Linked DNA regions of Homo sapiens: region 2 is linked to region 1. A link is an interaction called in ENCODE POLR2A ChIA-PET data of the cell type or tissue named here. Cell type or tissue: MCF 10A. All regions are shown on one strand.

What was found. Peaks named below come from ENCODE experiments on the same cell type or tissue, not always from the same donor. Only the 100,000 strongest peaks of a DNase experiment are listed, where the experiment ranks them.
Region 2: POLR2A ChIA-PET joins it to region 1 with 10 read pairs; 8 of 35 experiments call an interaction of 5 or more read pairs at or near these places.

Annotation. Positions count from the first base shown.
Region 1 is chr1:8,072,803-8,080,802 of GRCh38, forward strand. All of the region lies in intron 2 of ERRFI1-DT (ERRFI1 divergent transcript), which reads left to right. Among named protein-coding and RNA genes, the nearest start is that of ERRFI1-DT, 50 kb to the left of the region's middle. In MCF 10A, no CTCF peak of the experiment used is centred here; DNase peaks (open chromatin) are centred at 4,569 and 5,549.
Region 2 is chr1:8,169,937-8,177,936 of GRCh38, forward strand. No RefSeq gene overlaps it. Among named protein-coding and RNA genes, the nearest start is that of LINC01714, 35 kb to the right of the region's middle. RefSeq lists an enhancer at 3,120-3,650. In MCF 10A, no CTCF peak of the experiment used is centred here; DNase peaks (open chromatin) are centred at 4,585 and 5,045.

The DNA of each region.
Region 1 (8,000 bases):
TTCATTATACAGGAAACTTTTTGTTTTTTTTTTTTTGAGACAGAGTCTCACTGTATTGCCCAGGCTGGAATACAGTCACATGATCTTGGCTCACTGCAACTTCCGCTTCCTGGGCTCAAGTGATTCTCCTGCCTCAGCCTTCCAAGTAGCTGGGACTACAGGTGCGCACCACCACGCCTGGCTAATTTTTGTATTTTTTGTACTTTCACCATGTTGGTCAGGCTGGTCTTGAACTCCTGGCCTCAAGTGATCTGCCCACCTCAGCTTCCCAAAGTGCTGGGATTACAGGTGCAAGCCACTGTACCTGGCCAGGAAACTTACTTTTATAGTGAGCTTTTTGGAAAAAAAGTAAAATGTTTACTCTACATCTATTATACCTAACTAAAATTATATTCAGTACAATCTATCTGTTTATTGAGGTCTTGGCTCCTCATTTAGAACAGTAGTTGCTGTCCATCATTCACCAGTGAATGCATATTGAGGGCCTACTGTGTGCTAGTAGCTTTTCTAGACTGTTACAGCCATAGGTGTGAAATTGGGATTTCACAATTGGGATTTCGCATTGAGATTTTCACAGGTTTGGGAGTATTAGACCTTTTGACTCTGCACCAGCTTGCTCTGCATGAATAAGCTTTTTGAGTCCATGTACTATTGTTTTTTGTTTGTTTGTTTTTGTTTTGACACAGAGTCTTGCTCTGTCACCCAGGCTGGAGTGCATTGGCGTGATCTTGGCTTACTGCAACCTCCTTCTCCCAGGTTCAAGTGATTCTCCTGCCTCAGCCTCCCAAGGAGCTGAGATCACAGGCACGTGCCACCACGCCCGACTAATTTTTGTTTTTTTAGTAGAGATGGGGTTACACCATGTTGGCCAGGCTGTTCTTGAACTCCTGACCTCAAGTGATCCACCCACCTCGGCCTCCCAAAGGGCTGAGATTACAGGCGTGAGCTACTGCATCCAGCCAATGTACTATTTTTTAAATAAAAAACTTTCATTTCTCTTCTGAACAATGATCACTTATTCTCCTGTGTCTGCCTCTCTGTGTATGTAATATCTGGTGCATTAGCTTTGTCACTTCTAAGTTGACTACCAAAATATCTTTTTGTATTTTCTTTCCCTTTTTCTCAACAGAGTTCCAATTAGCTAAGATAATTACATATGTGATTCTTGGATAAGTGAGATATTATTAATTTCATATTTTCCTTTCTGTAGCTTTACACTACTCTGCCTGTCTCAATGTCCTAATCTTTATTTTGGTATGTCTAAAGTGAAGAAAGCTAAAGGGCTAGGGTGATGCTGAAAGCTACCAGCAGATCAGATCTAACTGGAAAAAAATAATCAAAAGAGTGTGTCTGGCCGGGCATGGTGGCTTACGCCTGTAATCACAGGACTCTGGGAGGCTGAGGAGGGTGGATCACTTCAGGTCAGGAGTTCGAGACCAGACTGGCCAACATAGTGAAACCCCATCTCTACTGAAACAAAACAAAACAAAACAAAAAATTAGCCAGGCATGGGGCACGTGCCTGTAATCCCAGCTACTCAGGAAGCTGAGGTGGGAGAATTGCTAGAATCGCTGGAACCCGGGAGGCGGAGGTTGCAGTGAGCCGAGGTTGCGCCGCTGCACTCCAGCCTGGGAGACAGAGCGAGGCTCCATCTCAAAAAAAAAAAAAAAGTGTGTTCATACTTAGGAAGTTAAGATGGGAGGATCGCTTGAGCGTGGGAATTTGAGGCCAGCCTGGACAACATAATGAGACCCTGTCTTTAAAAAAAAAAAAAAAAAAAGCTGGGTGCAGTGGCTCATGCCTGTAATCCCAGCACTTTGGGAGGCCAAGGCACCAAGGTGGGTGGATCACCTGAGGTCAGGAGTTTGAGACCAGCCTGGCCAACATGGCAAAACCCTGTCTCTACTAAAAATACAATAATTAGCTGGGTGTGGTGGCCCACGCCTGTAGTCCCAGGTACTTGGGAGGCTGGGGCAGGAGAATAGCTTGAACCTGGCGGGTGGGGGTTCCAGTGAGCTGAGATTGCGCCACTGCGCTCCAGCCTGGGCAACAGAGCAAGACTCAGTCTCAAAAACAACAACAACAACAGCAACAACAAAGAGTGAGAGAGTGTGTGTTCATTATTTATGTATATGCATAAATTGTTTGTATACGTTCCCCCAACTTGATTATGAGTTTTGCATATTCCCCACTAGAATAGTATTCTTTACATAGGAATACCCCAGTACATGTTGTTGATAACATCTCATAGGAAGAACCAGCTCAGACAAAGTGCTACTGAAACTGAAAAAGTGTGTGTGCCCCCAAAACTAACGTTAATAAAGTAAGATATGTTGCCAGATATTGTATCCAGAAAATGCATTTATCACTGAGCTCACTTAAAGAAAAATACTGCCTGGGTCAAAAAGTTACTCTTAACCAAGCATTGAATGCTAAACTGGAGGTCCTAAGCGGCATGCATTCTTCTTTTTTTGGGTGGGGGCGGACAGTGTCTTACTCTATCCCACAGGCTGGAGTGCAGTGGCGTGATCTCGGCTCGCTGCAACCTCTGCCCCCCGGGTTCAAGCAATTCTCCTGCCTCAGCCTCCCGAGTAGCTGGGATTACAGGCATGTACCACCACTCTCGGCTAATTTTTTTTGTATTGGCTAAATTTTTTGTATTTTTAGTAGAGACAGGGTTTTGCCATGTTGGCCAGGCTGGTCTTGATCTCCTGACCTCAGGTGATCCGCCTCCTCGGCCTCCTAAAGTGCTAGGATTGCAGACATGAGCCACCGCGCCCGGCCGAGGCATGCATTCTTCTGAAGGCTGGTTTACTCTGATCCTACAAGGTTGTAGCTGGAATCTGGGTGGTTTCCTAAGAGAACTGACAGTTCCCTGGTGAAGCTATTCATGGCTCTCTTGAAACCAAGAGAAGGGTGTAGGAGCAAAGGGAATTTCCTTTCCCCATTTTTGAAGGTTTGCTCATTTGAGTCTACAAAACGAACTCTCAATAGAGGGCTAACAGGACAAAGGCACACACATTTATTCTGTGCACATGCACAGGGAGCCACACAAATATGAGACTCAAAGAAGGGCCAGATGACTGCAGTTTTTATACCCTACAGAGAGGACTAGATGCCTGGAGCTCCAGGTGGGAGGTGGTGACACGTCACGGGGGCCGCCAGGAGGAAAGGCATGGGTGAGCAAAGGCTGTCTTGTTATGCAGATGAGTCTTGCACACATCATCCCTGGAAAGAATGGCTGGTAGCCTATGGTAAAAGTTCCTCTATCAGAACTTTAGTCTCCTTTTCCTGTGAGTTCACCTTTCCTGAATCTGGATAAGGAGATAGAGAGATTGATACAGGTGTTAAAAAGAAATTACTTAGGCAGATAGTGAGGGTAAGAGAGTCCTCAGTCCTTTTAATAAAAAGCAGCCCACAAATAATTTCTTTTCTAATACAAAGCAGCCTGAAAAATCAAGCTGCAAACATAGACAAGCAAGCTGGAAGCTTGCATAGGTAAATGCCAGCAGCTGTGCCAATAGAAAAGGGCTTCCTGGAAGCCAGGTATGTTCAACACAGAGGCTCTCTCCCCTTTCCTTTGTTGCCACGTGTGTAGTAAAGAAGCAGGCTACATGGTGCTGGCCAGATAGAGACCCCACCTGCATGATAAGAGACTAGGGGCTGGGCGTGGTGGCTCATACCTATAATCTCAGTAGTTTGGGAGGCTGAAGCGGGTGGATTACCTGAGTTCAGGAGTTCGAGACCAGCCTGGCCAAAATGGTGAAACTCTGTCTCTACTAAAAATACAGAATTAGCTGGGCATGGTGGTGCATGCCTGTAATCCCAGCAACTCGGGAGGCTGAGGCAGAAGAATCACTTGAACCTGGGAGGCAGAGGTTGCAGTGAGCCAAGATCATGCCACTGAATTCCAGCCTGGGTGACAGAGCAAGACTCTGTCTCAAAAAAAAAAAAAAAAAAGAGAGATTAGGGTGGGGTGGCCAGCTTCTTTGCATGCTATGTGAATGGCTCACCTGGTCCCACCAATCCTTTGTGCCCTGTGTAAATCAGACACCACCTTCTCAAGTTCATCTATAAAACCAACTGCATCTCACCACGAACTGGGAGATCCACTCGGAACCCCTTCCCTCTGCACGAGGGAAGGCGGAGGTTGCAGTGAGCCGAGATCGTGCCATTGCACTCTAGCCTGGGCGATAGAGCAAGACTCCGTCTCAAAAAAGAAAAAAGAAAAATATGCTAAAATGACGTTTTAAAAGTTGCTTGTCCACTCATATATTTTTGTCAAGCTTTGTGTTACGAAACAGAGTCAAAGCCTAGTATCATTTTTAGCAGGGGTTGGGGGAGGGGGTGGGAAGTGATAAGTGAGACTGGAGGGAAGGCCAAAGGATTTGAAGGACAGAAAAGCACATATCCTTCCTAGACCTCCCCTGGCTCCAGGATGGAAAATGACTTGGCAGGGGCCCTTTTTGTGCAGGCCAGAAGGGAATTTATTTCCCAGCTGTTCTGTTGTATTTTCCTTGTTAGTCTTTGCTCCCACGGTCTAAGAGCAAATACCGGATCTTAGCGCCTACAGTACTGGTCAAGAGCTGCCACTTCAGTCAGTGTGACTCACAGCTGTCCGTGAACCACCTACTGTAACAGCTGGCTAGACACCACAGCCCTGCGGCCCTGCAGCCCAGCCACGTCTTTTTAGCTTCACCTCGACGGCCTTGCTCTTGACCTGAAATCACCATCACCTTAATGGGCTAGAAAAGGTGGGGTTTAGAGGTAGATACTTTTATTCATTTTTCTTAAATTGTATTTCTCAATTGCCACTCAAGGATCTTGGAAGATGTATTTAATCTCAACATCAAATTAGAGTTCTAGGAGACCAAGGCAATTGAATATGTCATTGGACAAAACTCCACTTCATATCCTTTGGTGTGTAAATGATTCATTCCTTGAAGAAGAAAGGTTCTGGTTAATTTGCGGCTTCGTTATGATTTGCTGCTTTTTTGTGATAAGGATGAGGGGAACTGCCTTTAGAAAAACTGGTTCCGTGGTAGGATCATGGTAGGATGACCTCTGGCCTCTCTCCCTGGGCTCTCTGCTGTAGCTTTCTTCCTCTCTAAGGCTTATTCCTGAAGCTTCACTAGAGACAGGTAAAATACAGTTCCTGCCCTCCGGAAGTTTCCAAATCAGCTGTGGATATAGATTACTGTAGGAGAATCATAAAATCACAGGAGTACAAATAAAATGCAGTTTCAGAGAAAGTACACATTACTTTTTGCCTCAGCTTGTACTGTAACATTAGCCTGTGTCTTTATCAGCCTAGAGCTTTACTTTGTTTTATTATTTTAAAAAAGAAAATCGTTCTGCTGGACTGGAAATACCTTGACGCCAGAGGCCATGTTATTTTTATCTTTTGATCTCCTCTCTATTCTAGTACATTCAGGCTCCACACAGGACACAGCACACATAATACTGCCTGGTAAGCATTTGCTGACATCACTGAATTGGGGAAGGTGTTGTTGAAAAGGTAGAACTTGAGCTCTGTTTTTAAATAGAGAGGGGCAGTTGGCGGTGACACACTCCCCATCTATGAGTCATTTGTTCTGGGCCGCAAGGAAGAATTTGAAAACTCAGAACAGAAGGGGAAAGAATGGCAGGTTGGTAGAATGACTAGAACAGAGCTGGGTGTTAGTTTGACAGAATATGAGGTCGGAGAGGAGGCCAACCAGCCTGGTTGCTGTTCTGGAGAATAATTGGGATATTACCGTGGCTAGATGCAGGAGGAGGGCCTTCCTGGGGTTGGAATGTTTGTGGAATGAATAGCATTTCTTTCCCTCTCTATTTCATCCTGAGGACACCGTCAGCTTCTTCACTGGTCCCTTAGCACATTTCATCCGTTCCTGGTGGTGGGAAGGTTGGAGCAGGGTGAGAGGGGAGCTGTTCAAATGATTTCCTTGTTCCTTTCTTCAACGTGTGTCAGTGTTATTAATTATTTTGTTCTGGAATTGGTTTGTTCTCAGGAAAGATGTTGAGTGCATTTTGAAAAACTATGTGAAAATTAGATTGAGCAAATAAAGTTTTTCCATTGTGGGAAGGATCCTGGATGACTTTATAGAGGTTCCATGGTTGAATAAGATGACCTCTTTAAAAGCAGCTACCGAGCTCGGGGCAACAGCTCAAGCTAGAGACAGTGTAAAAACAGCAACTTTGGGGAAATAAATAAGTTTCTTTGTTGACAGTGCTTGTGAGACATCTAGGAAGAGAGAGCAAATTTGCATGGGAAATCAGGCCTTGAGCTCAAGAGACGTCAGCGCAGAAATGAAGATTTAGCAGACAAAGGTGGCAGCTTAAAGGGGGTGATGGTTGAGAGGCGCAGGCTGCAGTGAGCCAAGATCGTGCCACTGCACCAGCCTGGGTGATGGTGCAAGTCAGTTAGGTCCTTCACTAGACTCTGCTGTGGCCTAGGTGACTGGTGTCCAGGGCTCCATAACCACCAGCAATTAGAAGCAGCTGGGCCCAGTGGCTCATGCCTATAATCCCAGCACTTTGGGAGGGTGAGGTGGGTGGATCACCTGAGGTCGGGACTTTGAGACCAGCCTGGCCGACATGGTGAAACCCCATCTCTACTAAAAATACAAAAATTAGCCGGGTGTAGTGGTGTGCACCTGTAATCCCAGCTACTTGGGAGGCTGAGGCACGAGAATCGCTTGAACTCAAGAGATGGAGGTTCTAATGAGTAAACATCGCACCACTGCACTCCAGCCTGGGCAAAAGGGCGACAACAGCCTGAGGGGGAAAAAAGGCAATATTTTCTGTGCATTTCCATTTGGCGTGCTATGATAGAGCGCATCCTTAACTTGTGATCAGATTCTTAGTGGTTTCCAAAGGTTAAGAAATTGGTGTCATAGAATTGGCCAGGCGCGGTGGCTCACGCCTGTAATCCCAGCACTTTGGGAGGCCGAGGCGGGCGGATCACGAGGTCAGGAGATCGAGACCATCCTGGCTAACATGGTGAAACCCCGTCTCTACTAAAAATACAAAAAAATTAGCCAGGCATGGTGGCGGGGGCCTGTAGTCCCAGCTACTCAGGAGGCTGAGGCAGGAGAATGGCGTGAACCCGGGAGGTGGAGCTTGTAGTGAGCCGAGATTGTGCCACTGCATTCCAGCCTGGGCGACAGAGCAAGACTCCATCTCAAAAAAATAAGAAAAAAAAGAAATTGGTGTCATAGAATGAGAAGATAAGAGCAAGAAGGTCAGGACTTGGGGCAGACTTGTTGGGGGCAGTCAGAATTGAAAGAGTAAGAAGAGGGGAGCCGGGGGAATGGTGTCTTCAAGTTGGATAGGACTCAAAGAACACACCAGGTTGACCTTTAGAAGGTTATTAGTGATAAGCAGAGGATGGGAATTAGGGAGTAGGGACAGCTAGTCTAGACTTTGCTTTCTTGGAGGTTAACATTTGACAAGAGTGAATGTTTGCTGAGTTCCTAAGAAGGGCCAGACACTGTGACATCTGTTGTAGACATAAATGTGGGCAAAGATGACTTTGGTTTTGCACTCATAGATGTTAGGGTCTCGTGGGAGAGAGAGGCATTGATGAAATAATGATCCCAAAGGAAGCACATCCTCACAAACTGGGTCAGACTTCGCAGGGAGAAACATGGTGCATAGCACAGGAGCATGCCATGATCTGTGGGTCAAAGAAGGCTCCCTGAGGCTGTAAGCACAGCCCCGAGGGGTGAATAGGAACGATGTGGTCGGGGGGTGGTGTGGGGGTGGGGGACGGAGATCAGAAGAGTCCAGGTCACAGGGAGAGCAGGTGCTGAGCCTTGTGAATGTGGAGCCAGTGAGAAAAGTGATCGTGGCAGGAGGCCATGCTGGGTCTTCTCTTTCATAAGGATTTGGGTCTAAGAATAATTAGGTAACCACTAATGTTAGATGGTGTAACATTTGCATTTTGGAATAAAGTAGAAGAGTTCAGGTGATAGTGATAGCCTGAACCGGGATCCTGG
Region 2 (8,000 bases), 97 kb after region 1:
CCACACAGTGCGAACAAACAGATGGTGTATCATTAACAAACTGCAACGCTGCATTTCCTAGTCTCTCCAGGGTGTCAGTGACCCAGGCAATTTAATTAAAAACATTAAAAAAAAAAAAAAAAGTGACAAGGGCCAAAGTTTCATCCTGTTTAAATTCAACTTCATCAAAAAAGTGGAGGGGCTATCCCTTCCATGAAACGTCCACATATGAGCCCCTCAGGGAAGTGGCACCAACGTGTAGGTCAGTGGCACAGTCAGGCCTCTGGTCAGTGGCCATTGATCCAGAAATGCGGCCAGGGCATGGCCAGGGCAGGGGCAGCTCCAGGACAGAGACCAGCTCGCCTCCCATTAGCCTCCTGGGGAGACAGGACAGGTAAACAGCAGGGAGCTCAGGGGGTTTTATGGACCAGGCCGTGTACACAGTTTGTCCCGAGTACAAACAAGCAGGTGGCCAGTCTCACCTTTGTTCTAAGAAGCGGGATCCAGGCAGGCCAGGAGGCCCAGAGGGTAGCTGTCAGGAGACACTGGGGCCCAACCAGGGCTTCCCACTGCAGGAGCGGGTCAGGAGCTTGGACACTCTCGGACACTCAGCACTGTCCTCGCTTGAACCTCCCCGGTAATGGCAGCATAAAGTGATGGTCAAGGGGCATCCGGTTGGGACTCAAGAAGCTTAATCCCAAATCCCTGCCCCACAGTCTACCAGTGACAGACACTGTGCTGAAGTCAGCCTCCACATGCTCACCTGTAGAATTGTGACAACATGGCAAGGGCAGGTGAAGGCCCCAGGATAGTGCCTGGCCATTGAGAGTGCTCTGTCGTGCAGGTGGGCATGGGCATGGGGCTGTCCAGAATTGAGCTGTTTTTTTGAGTTGGAGTCTTGCTCTGTAGCCCAGGCTGGAGTGCAATGGTTCACTGCAACCTCTGCCTCCCAGGTTCACGTGATTCTCCTGCCTCAGCCTCCCGAGTAGCTGGGATTACAGGTGACCAACACCACGCCCAGCTAATTTTTGTATTTTTAGTAGAGACAGGGTTTCACCATGTTGGCCAGGCTGGTCTCAAACTCTTTTTTTTTTTTTGAGACAGAGTCTTGCTCTGTTGCCCAGGCTGGAGTGCAGTGGTGTGATCTTGGCTCACTGCAAGCTCCGCCTCCCAGGTTCACGCCATTCTCCTGCCTCAGCCTCCCGAGTAGCTGGGACTACAGGCAACTGCCACCATGCCCTGCTAATTTTTTTTGTATATTTAGTAGAGACGGAGTTTCACTGTGTTAGCCAGGATGGTCTCGATCTCCTGACCTCATGATCCATCCACCACGGCCTCCCAAAGTGCTGGGATTACAGGTGTGAACCACCACACCCGGCCCAGGCTGGTCTCAAACTCTTGACCTCGGGTGATCCACCCGCCTCGGCTTCCCAAAGTGCTGGGATTACCGGTGTGAGCCACTGCGGCCGATATCTACGTTTTTAAAGACTCCTGTAATGGTGGCAAACTTGAGGCTCCTGGACATGGAAGGTGAAGAGGGCAAGAAAGCTGCAGGAGAAACCCTAGAGAGGTGGGACAGCTGGGGATCAATGGCTTAGGAATCTGTAAAGAAGGATATTTAGGTTTTTAGAATTTACATAAGGCCAGGCACGGTGGCACACACCTGTAATCCCAGCACTTTGGGAGGCTGAGGCAGGGGGATCGCTTGAGCCCAGGAGTTTGAGACCAGCCTGGACCACATAGGGAGACCCAGTCTCTGTAAAAAATAATTTTAAAATTTTAAAAGAAATTCATATAATCTTGGGCTTCCCAGCAGGTAAACAAAAGAATCCTAATTAATCTCAAGTGCAGATCATAAGAATTTGGAGAAACTGTTTGCACTCCAACATCTATGGAGATCAGTAGCTTTCTAGATTACAAAAATTCTAAATAAAATGTAACTTGGATAAAACTTGATTTTTGCACAGTGATACACCTAAAAGAAGCACAACTCTGACTCAAAGGCTTTGATGACAAATATAGGCAGATCACATGGCGTATCACATGCGATGAGCCATTCTCAAACATCTTTATCCCTCTCTCCTCTCAACATTTGTTCATCATTTGCTGATATTTATTGAGCACCCAATACATGCTCTGCTCTGGATGCCGGAGCAGCAAACAAGACCCTTTCAGTTCCTGCTCCACTACATTCTAGAGATGAAAGGCAGACTGGCAAATAGCTAGATCTTGCAGGGTACAGTTACTTTAGACGAAAGGCAGAGGTATCTCTCCGTCGCTCAAAGTATGATCCGAATGACAGAAGAATCCAGCCACATAAAGATGTAAGATAGAGCCTTCTAGGCAGGGGCAACAGCTTGTGCAAAGGGCCTGAGGCGGAAATGAAATGAGCCTGGCATGTTTCTGGAGGGAAAGTCAATGTCTCTGGAGTAGGGGTAGCAAGAGGCGGGTGTCGGGAGGTCTGCAGGAGCCAGATAACAAGAAAAGGCCTGTCGAAGATCTAGTGTAGAATCATTGCGGACCCTACAGACGACGCAGCATTAAGGATCTATGCTGAAAGCACTCCCCTCCAGGTGAGCAGACCCAGGTGTGAAGAAAAAGCTTTGCTTGGCTGTGTATCCAGGCAAATGCTGGATGAAGACACTGATACGCTTGAAGTTACGATCAAATGTCCAGGGCTGTATCTTTCACTTTTTACTTTTAAAAATTTATTATTTATTTATTTATTTTGAGACAGGGTTGAGCTCTGTTGCTCAGGCTGGAGCACAATGGCCCAATCACAGCTCACTGCAGCCTTGAACTCCTGGGCTCAAGTGATCCTCCCACCTCAGCCTTCCTAAATGCTGGGATTACAGGCGAGCACCACCACTTTTTTTACTTTTTTTTTTTTTTTTTTTTTTTGAGACAGGTCTCACTTTGTCACTCAGGCAGTAGTGCAGTGGCACAATCTCAGATCACTGCAACCTCCACCTCCTGGGCTCAAGAGATTCTCCTGAATCAGCCCCCAAAAGTAGCTGGAACTACAGGCATGCAACCACCACGCCCAGCCAATTTTTGTGTGTTTTTTTGTAGAGATGGGGTGTTCCCATATTGCCCAGGCTGGTTTCAAACTCCTGAGCTTAGGCAATCTGCCCACCTTGGCCTCCCATAGTGCTAGGATTACAGGCATGAGCCACTGGGCCTGACCAGCCTTTTAGTTTTTATGATTGCTTACTTTAACCAAAATTTTTAGTTAACCAACCAACTGCAAATCCTAATTGTAGTGAATCTTTTTTTTTTTTGAGATGGAGTCTCGGTCTGTTGCCCAGGCTGGAGTGCAATGGCGTGATCTCAGCTCCCTGCAACCTCCGCCTTCCAGGTTCAGGCGATTCTCCTGCCTCAGCCTCCCGAGCAGCTCAGATTGCAGGCACATGGCACCACGCCCAGCTAATTTTTTTTTTTTTTTTTTGAGACGGAGCCTCACTCTGTCACCCAGGCTGGAGTGCAGTGGCACAATCTCGGCTCACTGCAAGCTCCGCCTCCCAGGTTCACACCATTCTCCTTCCTCAGCCTCCTGAGTAGCTGGGACTACGGGCGCCTGCCACCACGCCTGGCTAATTTTTTGTATTTTCAGTGCAGACGGGGTTTCACCATGTTAGCCAGGATGGTCTCCATCTCCTGACCTCGTGATCCGCCGGCCTCAGCCTCCCAAGGTGCTGGAATTACAGGCGTGAGCCACCGCGCCCGGCCAATTTTTGTGTTTTTAATAGAGACAGGGTTTCACCATGTTGGCCAGGCTGGTCTCGAACTCCTGACCTCAAGTGATCCGCCCACCTCAGCCTCCCAAATTGCTGGGATTACAGGCGTGAGCCACCGTGCCCGGCTGTGCTGGATTTTAGGACTCTACTGTTCTTAAATATTTTGTTGCAAATCACAACATTCACTAATTCCACACGCTTATCAAAACTGGTAGTATTTTTTGAGCCAGTTCCATGCAAATGTCCTCATCCTGCACACATACGTGCACATACTCATATTAACAAACATAACTGAAAATTCAACCCCATAAACTTGGCATATAAATTTAGTTCAAGTACAACCAGAGGAAAAAAAAACAGATCTGATTTTTAGATATTCTGCTTAACCAATCATACAATTCAGTCAGAGTGGCCGGGCATGGTGGCTCATGCCTGTAATCCCAGAACTTTGGGAGGCTGAGGCAAGCAGATCACTTGAGTCCAGGAGTTCAAGACCAGCCTGGCCAACATGGTGAAACCCTGTCTCTACTAAAAATATAAAAATTAGCCAGGCACGGTGCTGCAAGCCTGTAATCCCAGCTACTTGGGAGGGTGAGGCAGGAAAATCGCTAGAACCTGGGAGGCAGGGTTGCCATGAGCCAAGATCGTGCCACTACACTCCAGCCTGGGTGACAGAGCGAGACTCCATCTCAAAAAAAAAAAAAAAAGAATTCAGTCAGAGTAGCATACATGTAGCAACCAACTACTGTACAAACTATACCAATACTTGGCTCTCTGAGAGATGCCAAAAAGCAGTATTTTGCCTGATCCATGTGCTCAACAAAGTTAATCTTGTTGGCAACATTAGGCCTCAATGCCAGAAACAAGAATGACGTCAGGGAGGCTAACAGCAAGTGCTTCCCAAGGGCCTCGCCCTGCCGAGCCTCTGTGTGCTTGCCAACACCAGGGGTGGTGTTCTATCTGGGATGTCTGCTGCCAGTTTGTCTGTAAAAATCTTCTCTCTCTTTCAAGTATCACTTCTTGCACGAATCTAAATTTTCCTTGTCCTTAGGTGACCACTTGCTTTCCAAGTTTTTAAAAATATATCTTCTGATATTTACAAAATATTGAATGTAACATATATGTTAATAATTAACTAACATCTGTTAATAAAAGTATAATAATAATAAATCCTTAAACCCAGCAAGCAAACCAATAGCTAGAACATCACTAATAACTTTATCTACCTATGGGACCCCTCCTTCTCCCTATCTACTTCCCCTCTAAGGGCAAGATGGTAACACCCTGTTCCTATGCCTGTAGTCCCAGGTACTCAGGATGCTGACGTGGGAGGATCATTTGAGCCCAGCAGGGCGAGGCTGCAGTGAGCCGAGATTGCATCACTGCACTCCAGTGTGGGCGACAGAGTGAGGACCCTGGCTCAAAGAAAAAAAATATGGGAGGACTGGGTGCAGTGGCTCATGCCTGTAACCCCAGCACTTTGGGAGGCTGAGGCAGGCAGATCACCTTCTCTGCTAAAAATACAAAAATTAGTCGGGTGTGGTGTCATGCACCTGTAATCCCAGCTACTTGGGAGGCTGAGGCAGGAGAATTGCTTGAACCCAGAAGGTGGAGGTTGCAGTGAGCCAAGATCATGCCACCACACTCCAGCCTGGGCGATACAGCGAGACTCTGTCTCAAAAAAAAAAAAAAAAATTTAAAGCCTGGGTTTTGTGGCTCCCACCTATAATCCCAGGACTTTGGGAGGCTGAGGCAGATGGATCTCTTGAGCCCAGGAGTTTGAGACCAGCCTGGGTAACATAGAGTGACCCTGTCTCTAGAAAAAAATACAAAAAACTTGTCTGAGTGTGGTGGCGTGTGCCTGTAGTCCCAGCTAACTCAGGAGGCTGAGGTGGGAGGATCACCTGAGCCCAGGAGGTCGAGGCATGGTGGGGCCACTGCACTTCAGCCTGGACAATAGAGCAAGACCTTACCTCAGAACAACCCAAACAAACGAAAAACCTTTGTGTTATCATGTTATAAAAAACCTTTGTGTTATCATTTTATTATGTTACATAATTTCTTTCCAAATGCTGTTTTTTATTAAGTATCATTTAGATACAAAAAAATGCATAGATTTTAAGCATATAGTTTGATGAGTTTGGAAAAATGTTTACACCTATGGAACCACTACTCCATTGAAAATATGTATCAGCGGGGCGCGGTGGCTCGCACCTGTAATCCCAGCACTTTTCCCAGGCAGGCAGACCACGAGGTCAGGAGTTCGAGACCAGCCTGGCCAACATAGTAAAACCCTGTCTTTACTAAAAATTACAAAAATTAGCTGGATGTGGTGGCACCCACCTGTAGTCCCAACTACTCAGGAGGCTGAGGCAGGAGAATCGCTTGAACCCAGGAGGCAGAGGTTGCAGTGAGCCAAGATGGCACCATTGCACTGCAGCCTGGGTGACAGAGCAAGACTCTGTCTCAAAAATATATATATATCATTTCAGGCTGGGTGCAGTGGCTCACACCTGTAATCCCAGCACTTTGGGGAGCCAAGGTGAAAGGATCACTTGAGCCCAGGAGTTCAAGACAGGCTGGGCAACACAGTGAAACTTCATCTCTACTAAAAATTAAAAAAAAAAATTAGCCAGGCCTGGTGGTGCACACCTGTGGCCCCAGCTACCAAGAAGGCTGAAGTGGAAGGTTCACTTGAGCCTGGGAGATGGAGACTGCAGTGAGCCGTGACCATGCCTCTGCACTCACTCCAGCCTAGGTGACAAAGCAAGACCCTGTCAAAAAAAAAAATTTCCATCACCCCAGAAAGTCCTCTGTATCCCTGTCAATCAACACCCTCTCCTCTGCCAGAGGCAACCACCATTCTGCTTTCTGTCTCCATAAATTCGTTTTGCCTGTTTTAGAATTTCATATAAATGGAATCACACAATATTTACTGTTTTGTGTCTAGTTTTTGTTGTTTTTCACCATAACGTTTTTGAGATTCATCCATGTTATTGAGAATACCAACAGTTATTTCTTTCTGTTGTGGAGTAGTATTTTATTGTACACTTTATTTACTTGTTTATTTGCTGATGAGTATGTAGGTTGTTTTCAGTTTGAGGCTTTCTTTTTTTTTGAGACAAGGTCTTGCTCTGTCATCCAGGCTGGAGTGCAGTGGCGTGATCATGGCTCACTGCATACTACAGCCCTGACCTCTCAAGCAATCCTCCCAAGTTAGCCTCCCAAAGTGTTGGGATTACAGGTGTGCGCCACCATGCCTGGCCACAGGCTTTTAAGAATCATGTTACAGTGAATATCCTTTTTGTGAAAATCATTTTAAAAATAAGTGTAAGCCAGGCTCAGTGGCTCACGCCTGTAATCCCAGCACTTTGGGAGGCCGAGGCGGGCAGATCACAAGGTCAGGAGTTCGATACATAGTGAAACCTCATCTCTACTAAAAATACAAAAAATTGGTATGGTGGCAGACACCTGTAGTCCCAGCTACTCGGAAGGCTGAGGCAGGAGAATCCCTTGAACCTGGGAGGTGGAGGTTGCAGTGAGCCGAGATGGTGCCACTGCACTCCAGCCCAGGCAACAGCGCAAGACTCTGTCTCAAAAAAAAAAAAAAAAAAAAAAGTGGCCAGGCATATGGCTCACGCCTGTAATCCCAGCACTTAGGGAGGCCCAGGTGGGTGGATCACGAGGTCAGGAGTTCAAGACCAGCCTGACCAAGATGGTGAAACCCCGTCTCTACTAAAAATAATGAAAATTAGCCAGGTGTGGTGGTAGGCGCCTGTAATCCCAGTTACTTGGGAGGTTGAGGCAGAAGAATCGCTTGAACCCAGGAGGCGGAGGTTGCAGTGAGCCCAGATCGCCCCACTGTACTCCAGCCTGGGCGACAGAGCGAGACTCTGTCTCAAAAAAAAAAAAAAGGATATATAGAGAGTGTTATCTCAAATGCATGCTTGTTTATTACTTAGTTTTGCCTGGTTTTGAGCCCTGTGGAAATGGCATCATGTTGGCCTATTCTTCTAGGACTTTTCCCCCCCACTTTGCATTTTGTTTCCAGATTTAATCTATGTTATTACATGGCAGCTGATGTTTTAATGTGGCCCTTATACGCAGCCATCTTTCTAAACTGTCTATTTTAAGTAATATATTTACATATTCTTTTGGTTTTATATAAAGAAAATCATATCATCTACAAATAACAACTGTCTTGTTTCTTCCTTTCTAATCTTTATGTTTTGAATTTATTTTTCTTATTATTATCTTGAATGCCAGTACATTTTGGGAACAGCA